2 separate regions of the Homo sapiens genome follow, and region 2 is linked to region 1. Evidence: chromatin contacts called from ENCODE Hi-C or POLR2A ChIA-PET data. All regions are on one chromosome and are shown on one strand. The core of a region is the stretch at or near the end of the contact, and the rest is flanking DNA. Distances in the headings are between cores, read along the strand shown.

Region 1 (6,981 bases), core at 2,260-4,759:
TAAAAATACAAAAAACTATTAGCCAGGTGTGTTGGCGTGTGCCTATAATCCCAGCCACTCAGGAGGCTGAGACAAGAGAATCACTTGAACCCCAGGAGGCGGAGGGTGCAGTGAGCCGAGATCATGCCACTTCACTCCAGCCTGGGCAATAAGAGCGAAATTCCATCTCAAACAAACAAGCAAACAAACAAACAAAAAAACCTTCAACAAAAACAAATTAAGTACAAAATATTTGAGAGCAACTGTTTGCTTAAATTGCCAATTTTTGCAATTTAAATAAACTCACAAAAAAATACTATATAGAGAATGAAGGCAAATCTGTCTCCTGTTACCGGGAAGGAGGGGGTACTAAAAATTCAAACAACCTAATTTGTTCAGCAAAACAAGATCTTCTAATTAGTGAAACAGTTCATATTACCTTAAAATGATCAACTGCCCATATTTTAGAAAATAATCATTGCATGGCAATCTTATGGCATGCTGTAACTGTGGTCATAAAGATGAACGACAGTGGCATCTTTTAATTTGTGCAGTTTCATAATTCAAATGAACTTGCTTAAAATTTGTGGAAGGGTGAAGCTCCTCCCAACAGCTTAGTATAAAGACGTGATTCTTCTAGTCTGCGTTTTCCAAACCTCTAAAACTTCCTACTTACTTGCAAGTTGCTAAATGTTTGGGGCCACTTACCAAGATTCTTGCACAAAATAATGAGGAAGACAGGCATATAGTTACATAGAACTCTTCACCATAAAAATCAGTTCAGCAGCCAGGACTACTAAAAACAGATTGCCTCTGGCTGAATTCTAATTCAGGGGAATATGTGAGTCAGCAGAGGGAAGAAAATCAGGCTTGTATGGACACACCATACAAGCTGACAAGGTGACAACTTTGAAACACCAGAATTGAGAAACGCATAGTTAGGGTTGCCTAAGTAAATTTGGGCTCCAGGGTATTTTCAAGAAAGAAAACAGAATATGTGGAAAACAGCCTCTAAATAATGAAGATCTGGCCAGGCCCAGTGGCTCACGCCTGTAATCCCAGCACTTTGGGAGGCCGAGGCAGGCATTATCACTTGAGGTCTGGAGTTCAAGACCAGCCTGGCCAACATGGTAAAACTCCATCTCTACTAAAATACAAAAATTAGCCACGTGTGGAGGTGTGCACCTGTAATCCCTGCTACTCGGGAGGTTGAGGCAGGAGAATCACTTGAACCCAGTAGGTGGAGGTTGCAGTAAGCCCAGGACTTTGGGAGGCTGAGGCAGGAGGATCATGAGGTCAGGAGATCGAGACCATCCTGGCTAACACGATGAAATCCCATCTCTACTAAAAATACAAAAAATTAGCCATGCGTGGTGGCACGCACCTGTAGTCCCAGCTACTCAGGAGGCTGAGGCAGGAGAATCGCCCGAACCCAGGAGGCAGAGGTTGCAGAGAGCCAAAATCGTGCCACTGTACTCCAGTCTGGGCAACAGAGCGAGACTCCATCTCAATAAATAAATAAATAAGATCTGTGTGGTCAAGGTCAAGTCATTACTATTTACTAGTGATCTGGATCCCTTTTCCCAGCCCATTTAATCTACTTTGATGCAGAGAAGAGATCGGATGCTGTGAGGGGCGAATATAAGCATTTACAGTGCATCTCTGACTACATACACAGAGAAACTGTTTCTGTTTCACCTGTTACTCTAAGTTATTTTTTCTCCATTAGTTAAGGTCAAGAATTTTACTTAATTCAGAAGTAACATTTAACTCAAAAAGAGACAGAAGAAATACACCCTCTTCCAATAAATCAATAAGCACTTTAAAAGGACACTTAATGAAGATTTCCCTCGATACTTAAATAGCTATATTAAAATTTATTTTATTTTCCATGGCTAGAAGACAATGTTTATTTTTCCAGTAAGTTCACAAGAACAAAGGTATCATGCAAAGTAAATAAATGACACATTACAATCTCCTGGCTCTGAGAAGTTCCCAAACCTGATTGATGAGAATTACAAAACTTCCAGTCCTGAGTAATTTGAAGAGGTCTAAAAATAGACCCCAAAAAAGACCTCTTTTGAATGTGTGTTAATAAACGAGCTATGAATTTACAAACCTCTCAACATCATTTTCACCTACCAACAATTTATCAACTTCTCAAGAATGTTAACATTAAAAGGAGAAAATACGTTACGTCTTAAATTTGGTTTTTTCATCGTGAGATAATTAAATGCCAGGATTTCATAAGATATTAGAAATCGGTTGTCCATATTAGATTTATTATGTTTGAAAGCAAGCCCTGAGAAAGGCATTCCACAATGTAAGTTTTCCAGTGTTGGTTACCCTCAAGATGTTTGCTTTTCGTTTATGTGTTTGTTTTATAGAAATAACTCTGTAACAAGTTGCTACAAAGCCGCCTTTCATGTGTCAGGCTCCCTAGGAGGACTGAATCCCTCCTCCCCAAATCAAGGATAACTAGCCCAGTCTCTGGCTTACTGGAGGAGAGGAAGGACTTTATTTTCACCTCTTGGACGATTACAAAAACCAGTCATCGAAAACGAGAAAAGGGGCAGGGTATAAGAAAAACTAGCGAAATGACCAGACTGAGTCTCATATCCTAAGATCTTTTAAAACTCATTTCCCTACCGAAGGGTGTCATTCGTAACGCGGCGTGGGGCTGGGGGTGTGGATTTACGGAGAAAGAGGTGATCACACTTCACTGGGCTTCTGAAACATTCAGCTCTGGAATCTACTGTGGACTCTTGAAAAGTTCATCCCGAGATCTAACCTCAAGCCTCAGTTTTCGCCAAGCAAGCCCTTCCCCCTTCGGTCAGGTGCAACAAACTTCCCACTCACCCCTCCTTTGCTAACAAAGCCGCTCCAGCAGGAGAGAAACGAACTCTCTCCCGCCACACCTCTTTTGCACCCAGTCTGCACTCCTTCACCTCTTACCTACCCGCCTCACCTTCTCCCCAGACGCCGGAGCCTGAGATTTAACCCCTTCCGGCCCTCGAAGGGAAGAGGGAAGACTAAAGACAACGCACCTATTGCGTCTAGCAATTCTGTTCCCCGAGGAAACGTGCGTTTTAGAACAAAAGTACCAGCCCGCTCTCGCTAGGACTAAGTGAGCTTCTCCCTTCTTGTTTGTAGAGGAAATCCGAAAAACTGCCTGGTTTGCCACCTCACCCTACCTCCCCCACGAGCGAAGGAGTGCGTGCGGCTTTACTCCCAGCCCGACTGGTCCACTCCCAGAAAAGCCTCGGTGGGACTCCGACGTCTAGGGAGTTGTAGCCGCTACCAGAAATATCGATGAGCCTTTACCCTGAGGTTTAGAAAGGCAGCTCTTTCTGGGGCAAATACAAAGAGCGTGTTTCTTCCTACAAATTAGTGGCATCCTCCCGCTGTATGGATTCAGCTGGCAAAGTAACTCAAGCCTTGTCCTGACTGCAAGGGTGGGCGGGGTGGACGGCTCGGTGTTCTGCCCGTTGTGTCTTACGCTCCAGGTGCTGGTCTACGCGGGCCTGGACAGTCAGGGGTAGGAGCGGGAGCCGAGAGGAGGCGGAGGAGATGGCGTCCCAGCCGCCACCTCCCCCCAAACCCTGGGAGACCCGCCGAATTCCGGGAGCCGGACCGGGACCAGGACCGGGCCCCACTTTCCAGTGAGTGTGGGATTCTTCAGGCTGTGAGTTTAGTGGGCCCGAGCGGGGACTTGGCAGGAGGCGGTTGTAGCGGTTGTTAGTGGAGGTATTCCCTTCCCCCCTTTAACCAATACCCAACCTTGGGGATAGGGGCCGAGGTGGAGCTGGGGCGCTTACCAGTGGGGACTTTAGTGTCTCACAGCTGTTTCTGACCCGGCAGCTCTAATCAGCAACGTTTTTTTCGGGAGCTCCTGGGCGTCTCTCTGGGTCTCTGTGCTTGAAAGAAAGGGGGGCGGCTTCCTACCTACCGCTTCTGTTTTCACTTTGACAGAATGGCTTCTCTATCTTTAAAGCGTAGACTTTGGTCTGTAGCAGTTGAGAGCGGCATTTGTCCAGCCACGGCATCGACAGGGAGCAAAGTCTCTCCTTAAAGGTGTTAACCTCTCGAGAAGTTGCTGAAAGCCGGAAAGGTTTTACGCAACAGGAACTCAAGCCCCGTACACTTTGCATTCTTTTCCAGCATAACTCAGCCAGTGTTTCGGATCGAGATTGGAGAAGCAACTTTAAAGCAGGAGTTCTAGATCTGAGGCCTATGGATGGACTTTGTGTGCAAAATAGTGTATTTTTCTGAGGCCTGTATTTTTTTTTTGTTTGGTTTTTAATCAGTATCAGTTGGTTTCTAGGACTTTAAAAAGGCTAAAACATGCAGAGTTGGGAGTGTTTCGTGGCCTCGTGTGGCTTTTGTTTGGTAGTGCTGGACATCTTAATTCAGATAGGTGTGATTCAAATGTCAAATCACCTACTATTGTAGGTTTTCCTAAGCGTAAAAACCCCAACATATTGGAATGTATTTCTGCTGTATTCTGAAATCTTTTATTTAAACACTAAAATGCTTTAACACAGTAACGACTTAGTTTAATAAGGATATATACATAACAAGTAATAAGTTTGATTAGGCTGGTAAGCCACGGTGACATTATCTGCTACCTTTTTTTTGAGTGGGTTCTTTTTTCCCCATTTAGGCTGCTTGTCGAATGAGAGAGGTTTTATTTTTTGCATCTGTTAAAGTTCTTTTTATGTAAAATTAACCATTTTCCCACTTTATCGTGAAATATTTTAAACACAGAGACCAGTAGAGAGTAAGATAATACCTATATATTCACTACTCAACTTTAAACAGTGTTAACATTTGCCAGACTTATGTCGAATTTTTCAAAATAAAAGACGGCTAAACTCTCCCATTCTTCTTTATAGTGGTGACTATTGTCCTTATTTGGTGTTTCGCATACCCAGTAATGTTTTTATATTTTAGTACTTAGGTTTGTGCTATTTATATGCATTTTATATCTAAAACTTAACAATGTAACAATAATATATATTTTATATCTAATTACATGTTACTATTTATATATTATTTTTTGTATCTGTTTTTGTTTTTTCTGTTGCCCAATTTTCTATTGGCTTTATCTTTGCTTACCAATTTGTAAGAGTATTGTTAAACTAATCCTTTTTTGTTACTACATTTTGCTAATATTTTTCACTGTGTGGCTTCTCCTCTTTATATTTATGTTCAATTTTTTGTACAGATGTTTTTGATTTTAATACAGCCAAAATTGTCATATTTTATTGTTTATGCTTTTTGTCTTGGTTAAGAAATCCTGTCTACCTAGATCAGGACAGTTTTTCTGTATGTTTTCTTTTAAATCTTCCGGTTTTTTCATTTGCATTTAATCCACATGGAACTGACTTTGTATAAAAATCTAATTTTTTTTTCCATATAGGTAACTAATTGTCGCAGCACCATTTATTGAGTAGTCTATTCTTAGTTTTTAATGCCATCTATGTCATATCAAGGTTTCCTAAATATGTAGTTCTGTTTTGGGCATTTTCTGACTTTCTACTAGCACCACACTATCTTAATTACAGAATTTTATAAGTCTTGATATGTAGTATGTCAAGAGTTTCCACACATTGCTGTTCTTTGTAATTGCGCTCTTTACACTTAGTCCTTTATAAAAAGACTTACTGGGATTTTTATTGGAACTGAGCTGAATTTATGGATCAAGTAAGTTTTTATTCCATGAATATTGTATAAGCTACAATTGGTGGGAATTTATCTTTTTGCCTTAAATATCTTATAATTATCCACTTTGGGAGACTGGGCGGGCAGATCACGAGGTCAGGAGATCGAGACCATCCTGGCTAACTCGGAGAAACCCCGTCTCTACTAAAAATACAAAAAAACATTAGCTGGGTGCGGTGGCGGGCACCTGTAGTCCCAGCTAATCAGGAGGCTGAGGCAGGAGAATGGCGTGAACCCACGAGGCGGAGCTTGCAGTGAGCCAAGATCACGCCACTGCACTGCAGCCTGGGCAACAGAGGGAGACTCCATCTCAAACAACAACAACAACAAAAAACTTATAATTACCTCCATGAAATTTTTTTCCATATTTTATTTTTTATTCCTAGATTATTTTTGCTGTAGTAGTTGCAAATGGGCTTTCTTTTTTCCTTTTACATTTTCCAGTTGGTTATTAACTGGTATGGCAGAATGCTATTGATTTTTTTTAATGTAAATATTATGTACAGCATAATCTCAAACTCTTAATTAGTTCTGATGGTTTGGTTGAAATTCTCTTTAGTTTTGTGTAGCCAGTTCTGTCATTTACAGATAAGCTAGCATCCTTGTATTGGTCCTGACTTCCACTGGAGTGCTTCTGAAGTTTTACTGTTAAATGTGAAGTTTGCTTTTTGTTTTTGATAGATATCTTGTCAAAATTCTCTCTCTCTACCTTGCTCAGATTTATTTTATTTTATTTTTATTTCATTTTTATTTTTGTTTGAGATGGAGTCTCACTGTGTCTCCCAGGCTGGAGTGCAGAGACGCAATCTTGGCTCATGGCAACCTCTACCTCCTGGGTTCAAGTGATTCTCCTGCCTCAGTCTCCCGGACAGTTGAGACTACAGGCGCGTGCCACTCCGCCCAGCTAATTTTTGTATTTTTAATAGAGATGGGGTTTCACTATGTTGGCCAGGCTGGTCTTGAACTCCTGACCTCAGGTGATCTGCCCACCTAGGCCTCCCAAAGTGCTGAGATTACAGGTGTGAGTCACTATGCCCAGCCCTTACCTTGCTCAGATTTTTATTGTGAAGAAATATTAAATTTTATGAATGGCTTTTCTGCATCTGTTGAGACCATTGTATGTATTTTCGCTTTAGTATGAAAATGTGGGAATAGGAACAGCTCTGGTCTGCAGCTCCCAGCGTGATTGACGCACAGGACGGGTGATTTCTGTGTTTCCAACTGAGGTACCTGGTTCATCTCACTGGGACTGGTTGAACACTGGTCGCACCCCATGGA
Region 2 (6,981 bases), core at 3,189-5,688, 640 kb after region 1:
GCGTGCAGCACCGCACTGAATAGCGTATTTTAACCACTTCAGTTGGAATATATAAAGTGTAACTTAAGACTTGCTTATACACTTTATATATGTCGTGGTTCTTGTGACATCTATTATTGGCCTGTGCAAAGGGCTTTTTTTTTCTTTTGTAACTATGGATAAATTACCTAACTCTGTGTGGGAAATAATAGTACCTATATTAAGGGTTGTTGTAAGGATTAAAAGTGGGAAAGATTAAGTTGAGGTAGATTTAGTATAATTCAGTTATGTATTTTTTCCATTTATTAGTTTTTAAAGTTATAAAAACAAGTTAACAAATCAATATACTGTTCTTTATTATCTAATTTACAGTAATGCAATGTCATGAGTAGCCAAATTATAAACTATTTATAGAGCAAGGAATATAGTACAAATAATGACATTCCTTTGGTAAAATGTATCTATATGCAAGTATCAAACTCTGAGGAAATCAGACATAGAACCATTACTTTAATTTAATTTAATTTTATCTTGAGATAAGACCTTGCTCTGTCACCCAGGTTGGAGTGCAGTGGTGTGATCATAGCTCACTGCAGCCTCAATTTCCTGGCCTCCAGTGATCCTCCTGCCTCAGCTTCCCAAGTAGCTGGGTCTACAGGTGAGTGCCACCATGCTCAACTAATTTCTAAATGTTTTTTGTAGAGACATGCATGATATCACTATGTTGTCCTCAGCTCAAACAATCCTCCTGCCTTGTCTCCCCAAAGTGGTAGGATTATAGGCATGAGCCACCTCGCCCAGCCAGTTTCATTAGATATCATGAGAAAACTTTTCTTACGGATTTAATGAAAACATATAAATAAGCTGCAAAAATGAATTGATCTGGCAAGTAACATAGAATTGTGTTTTCGTTAGTGGGAAATAGACAATATTAAATAAAATGAGATAATAAAGATAAGAATTGACAAATATTGGAATGTTTTAAAATTTTATTTTGTTCTGCAAATGGAGTATGAATAGTTTATCATATGATTTGATACAAATATTTTATAACTACCTTGTTGAAAAACACACACCACATTTGAAAGAAATCATGTAAAAGTTTTATTGGTTTCTTTTAGCTAGTGTGTCATGAAAAGTTTGGTGATCCTAAAAACATATTTTAGTTACATTTAAGATAATCAGCTGGTTGTGGTGGCTCACGCCTGTAATCACAGCACTTTGGGAGACCAAGGTGGGAGGATGGCTTGACCCCAGAAGTTCGAGATCAGCTTGGACAACTGGTGAAACCTCATCTCTACAAAAAATAGAAAAATTAGCCTGGCATGGTGGGGCGTGCCTGTAGTCTCACCAACTAGGGAGGCTGAAGTGGGAGAATTGCTTGAGCTGGGAGGTCAATGCTGCAGTGAGCTTTGATCATGCCACTCCACTCCAGCCTGGGTCACAGTGAGATCCTGTTTCAAAAATAAGTAAGTAGGCCAGGTGTGGTGGCTCACACCAGTAATCCCGGCACTTTGGGAGGCCAAGGTGTGTAGATCACCTGAGGCCAGGAGTTCCAGACCAGCCTGGCCAACATGGTGAAACCTCATCTTTAAAAATAAATAAATAAAAGTAAATAAATAAATTAAAATAATTAACTGCTTTGGCCATTCCAACATATTTCATTCCTGCTAATGATGTGAGTTTGAGATGAGTATTGAGAATAGCTGAAAATTACTATGTATATACAGTGTTTTTGTGTTTTTTTTTTTTTTTTGAAACAGAGTCTTGCTCTGTTGCCAGGCTGGAGTGCAGTGGCACAATCTCAGCTCACTGCAACCTCCGCCTCCCGGATTCAAGCGATTCTCCTGCCTCAGCCTCCCGAGTAGCTGGGATTACAAGTGCCCGCCACCACGCCCAGCTAATTTTTGTATTTTTAGTAGAGGCAGGGTTTCACTATGTTGGCCAGGATGGTCTCAATCTCTTGACGTCATGATCTGCCTGCCTTGCTCTCCCAAAATGCTGGGATTACAGGTGTGAGCCACTGCACCTGGCTGAAAATTTACTATATTTATATATGTAAAAGAGCTATTTTTTAGCATTTTTTAAACAGATGCTCTCTTTGCTTTGCTTTCTTAAGATCAAGGCATTTGCCAATAATTCTTAGAGGATGGAAAAGGTCTTACTCCCACCACCCCACTTACCATATATTTTATTCATGAAGACCATAACAACAAGAGCCAAAATACCCCATTCCTAAAGCCAAGTTTCACTCTTTTTTTTTTTTTTTTTTTTTTTTTAGATGGAGTCTCGTTGTGTAGCCCAGGCTGGAGTGCAGTGGCGCTATCTCAGCTCACTGCAAGCTCCGCCTCCCGGGTTCACGCCATTCTCCTGCCTCAGCCTCCCGAGTAGCTGGGACTACAGGCGCCCGCCACCACGCCCGGCTAATTTTTTATATTTTTAGTAGAGACGGGGTTTCACCGTGTTAGCCAGGATGGTCTCGATCTCCTGACCTCGTGATCCGCCCACCTCGGCCTCCCACAGTGCTGGGATTAGAGGCGTGAGCCACCGCGCCCGGCCTTCACTCTTAACAGAAGTATGTGAAAGATAGAAAAAGACTGGTTCCTTTTTGATTGTTGAAGATTTCACCTTCGTCTGATGTCTTGGTGGGTATTTATCTGATGGTGCCATAAAATAAGATTTCAGGTGAAGAACGGGTATGCTTTCGTTTTTGAAAAGTTGGAGAAGAGCTATTGTGAACATGGGTGCTTTCCCAAGCAGGCTGATTTTAGGAAAGAGAATACATTGAAGTTGAGGATCAGATTTCCACAAAGCTATCTATAATTGAGCACCTCTTGGAAAGCATTTTGTACTCCCAACAGCATGGGAATCCCCAGTTTGAAGACCACTGGGGTAGACTCAAAAATGGCTAACCATGCCTTAAGAAAATATTGCCATCTAGTGGCAACTACTCAAGACATAGGCATAAAGACCTAAATGGTCCCTTGACCCTTTGAAGGACACCTCTGTGTGATTCAGCCACAAGGAGCAAAATATCTCATATTTATATTGTACGTTTACTTAACATTACTCTTTCTATATATATTGTGTTATCTAATATTCCAAGCAAGCCCTTAAGATGCACATGCTCTTTCCTGTTATAGATGAGGCATTTGAGGAACACAGAGAGTAATTTATCCAAGATCATATTTCCATTTATTTATTCCAGATCCATTTATCAGGCACTATTACATGACTGGCATTATTCTAGGCTTGAAGAAGGGGCATGGGTTATGGGTGAACTGAAAGATGACTAAGACACATGTCCTTATGTCATTCACAATCTAATGGGGACACAAAACTATGAATGGGGCAATCAGGACTTGTATCTTGGACTGCTAATGTGTATCAGTGTCCTCACTGTACCATGGTACAGTAAACATAAATGTCAGACTGGTGCTCGAGTGATCCTGGGAGTCCTTGCAGTCACATGAAGCCAGTATCAGAGGAGTGTGGTGTCCAAGCAAAATGAGTCACTGAATTAAAATGTCATTTGAACAGAGTGCCTGCCCTTCCCTCCCCTTCTAATCTGTTGCTTGTAATTTGCTGTTGGCTTGGAAACCCAATAAGGAAATTTATTAAAAGAGTATTTAAGATGAAAGAAAATTATCTGAATGAAAATCCCAGAAGCTCCCCGATGAGTGTTGTATATGAGCTTTGGAGCATAAACTTGACTTCTGCTTTGGCCATTCTTGGGACTTTCTTAAGATGGCCTGTCTCTGAGCTGAGGCCAGGTAGCTGAGTTAGGCAGTGAGCTGTGAGTGGGCAGTGTTATGTTCGAATCGATAATCGTGCTGTAACGGGCACAACATGTTAGGAAAGACCCACATTCTCAAGACATGTTGGCCTCCCCAGCCTCACCTTCAGGATCTTTCCCAACTCTGTGCACTGCAGAAATTGATGTTCTTTCTGTTTTTTGAACATTCCAAGTTCTTGCCTAACTCAGGCCTTTGTAATATTTCTCCTTCTCCTTTACTCTTCACATGCCTGGCTCTTTATCTTTCAGGATTCAGCTTAAATGTCACCTTTTTAGAAAGCCCCTCATCGACTGCTCTACCACATTAATACAGGGTCCTGCACCTAATCTATATGCTCTGCCAATACCTTGTTGTATCCTAAAAATGTCCTATTGACATTTTTCTATGCTAACTGAAACTGAAGCACTTAACCCCTTCTAACTAATACTATTTTGTCTACATCTTTATTGGTCTATCTCCCTCCACCAGAAAGTAAGCCTTGTGAGGACAGGGGTTGTGTCTATTTGGCTCATTTCTGTATCCCTACCACCTAGAAGAGACTTGGCATGTGGTAGGCCCTCAGTAAATATCAGTGAATGAATTGAATGAACACTCTTTCCCTCTTTGTCTCAGTGGCCATTCTCAGTAAATGCAGCCAGACGGCCAGACTGGCCTGGTTTTCTTAAATAGATTCTGACAGTTTTACTTGGCAGCTCATGAAGCAGGACTGCTGTGTGCCTTTGTTCCAGGAAATGGACTTCAAGTCACCTTCCCAGGGCCCAAGCTTCTTTGGGACAGGAAATCAGGCATTGATTAGGTACATAAAGTTGGGGCTTCCTAAGTCTACACCGCCATATCTTTGGTTAACTCTGGGTAAGAGGTCATAGTTCTGTTAGCTCTCCTCCATTCCTAACCACAACTGCACCTCTGTAAGGAGCCGGTTCTCTGGCCTTTGTGCCACAGATCACTGCAGCAGGGTGGCCCTGGGGCGAGTGGAGCTTCCCTCACTCATCCTTCCCTGCTTCTGGATAAACAATGCCAAGTTCATCATGCCCTGCTGGTATTAAGTCAAGAGTGGATGTCTTGTGAAAAGAACCATATGTCTCCTGTGAAGGGCTGAAAATGGACTGTTGAGAACCAATTTCCAGTGAGAGCCATGGGACCTAGGAAGAACCAAGGTCACTGAGCTCAGGGACTTTGGGAGACATCCATGAAGGTCCAGTTCATATGCAGTACTACTCTAAACATAGCAATGAAGAATCCCTGCCCTCTTAGAGGGAGGGGTGGGGCTGAATACTTCCCTTGCTAAGGAGCTATCAGTCAGCATCCTATCCCTGCCTCCAGAGCAGCCAGTCTTGCTGGGATTATGGCCTGCAGCCTCCAGTCTCCACTGCTTCACTTTCTGTTCACTTCTTCTAAACTCACTACCTTTCCAAATTCAATGCATACTCTCTCTTCCTCACTTACTGCAATCCACTTTTGAGTTCGTTGGATGGGGTAAGTACTTCCCACCCCAGGTCTTTGCACACTTTGGATGGAATAAATATTTCCCGTGTTTTTGCACACACTGTTCTGCCTCTACCTCCATAAAAAGGCACTTCTCCTCAATTAACATTGTTCTACCACCTTGTGGCTTCTGTTTTCACCTGTTAAGCAACCCAAACTGCATTTGCCAATGAATCAAAGGTGTATCTGTTTCTAAATGTGTGGATGCGTGTAGGGAGAACTGATGTTTTGTGAATGTTATCCTATCCAAGAGCATGGGAGACCTTCCCATTTGTTCCAAGTTTTTGCTGTGTTCCTGAGGAAAATTTTAAAGTTTTCATCATATAGACCTTGTACAATTCTTGGCAAGTCTATTCCTAGGAATTTTTAAATTTTTATTTTTGAGACAGGGTCTCACTGTGTTGCCCAAGCTGGAGCAGTGGCATGATCATGGCTCACTGCAGCCTCAACCTCCTGGACTCAAGCGATCCTCCCACCTCAGCCTCCTGAGTAGCTGGGACTATAGGGATGCACCACCACGACCCGCTAATTTTTGTATTTTTTTTTGTAGAGACGGGGTTTCACTATGTTGCCCAGGCTGGTCTTGAACTCTGGGCTCAAGTGATCTGCCCACCTCAACCTTACAAAATGCTGGGATTATAGTCATGAGCCACCATGCCTGGTCTGGGAATTTACGTTTTTTGTTGCTATTAAAAATAGTGTCTTTCCCCCACTATATCTAATTGATTGCTATTTGCATACATAAAAGATAATTGGTTTATAGACATTAATAGAATATTTGTTTTGTTTATAGTGGATTTTATATTTGATTCTGTTGGGTTTTCTAGATATATAATAATAGAATCTATGTAAATAGCGATACTTTATAACTTTTTTCCAGTTTTGATACCATGAGTTCTCTTCTCTTGTCTAACTGCATTGACTAACACATCTAGAAAGATGTTAAATAACATGGTGATAGTGGGCATCCTGTCTTGTTCCTAAGTTTAGTGAGAATGCTTCCCTTGCTTCCCCCTTAGGCATAAAGCTGAGTTTTTGGTTGTGCATTAATATGTTGAGTCTGTCCATATCTATCTTCACTGCTGTCATCTTAGTTCAAGACACCATGATCTTTCACCTGGACTACTGTAATAGCTCCCTAGTTTTCATTTTCTTTTCTTTTCTTTTCTTTTTTTTTTTTTTTGAGACGGAGTCTCGCTCTGTTGCCCAGGCTGCAGGGCAGTGGTGTGATCTCAGCTCACTGCAACCTCCGCCTCCCGGGTTCAAGCAGTTCTCCTGCTTCAGCCTCCCGAGTGGCTGGGATTACAGGCAAGTGCCACCACACCCAGCTAATTTTTGTAGTTTTAGTAGAGATGGGGTTTCACCATGTTGGCCAGGATGGGCTCGATCTCTTGACTTCATGATCCGCCCACCTTGGCCTCCCAAACATCTGGGATTACAGGCGTTTGCCACTGTGCCTGGCCTCATTTTCATTCTTGTTCTTTCCAGTTTATTCTCCACATAACAGCTGGAGTTTTCATAAAAATGAAAATGTGATCATGTTGTTTCTCTCTTACAACTTTCCAGTGGCTTCTCATTTCTTGTCGGAGAAAGTCTAAAATCCTTAATGCGATCCACAGGCCCTGCATGATTTGACCTCCACGTGCATTTCCAGCTTCATTGTGTACCCTCTCTTGCTCACTTCCCACAGTCCAGCTCACAAAGGCCTTTCAGTTCCTTG

The links. Hi-C counts contacts between places; a loop is a spot of excess contacts on that map. ChIA-PET counts read pairs that join two places held with the same protein, here RNA polymerase II (POLR2A). Pooled maps may share reads with other maps.
Region 2: a loop to region 1 is called in a pooled map, with 6 times the contacts of the local background. The contact joins the enhancer-like site here to the promoter of PEX13 in region 1. A Hi-C loop is called at or near these places in 1 of 37 single-sample maps with no recorded cell type and 7 of 50 pooled maps. POLR2A ChIA-PET finds 5 or more read pairs at or near these places in 2 of 52 experiments (OCI-LY7 and activated T-cell).

The regions. Positions count from the first base shown.
Region 1 is chr2:61,014,211-61,021,191 of GRCh38, forward strand. It overlaps PEX13 (peroxisomal biogenesis factor 13), which reads left to right and starts at 3,510. Exons shown (of 4, transcript NM_002618.4): 1 at 3,510-3,641. The coding sequence starts at 3,550. It overlaps PUS10 (pseudouridine synthase 10), which reads right to left and starts at 4,045. Exons shown (of 18, transcript NM_144709.4): 1 at 3,798-4,045. RefSeq lists an enhancer at 3,917-3,966.
Region 2 is chr2:61,656,158-61,663,138 of GRCh38, forward strand. No RefSeq gene overlaps it. Among named protein-coding and RNA genes, the nearest start is that of XPO1, 120 kb to the left of the region's middle. Within about 2 kb of position 4,439, at least 9 of the 41 ENCODE cell types and tissues checked have a DNase peak (open chromatin) inside an H3K27ac peak, as active enhancers do.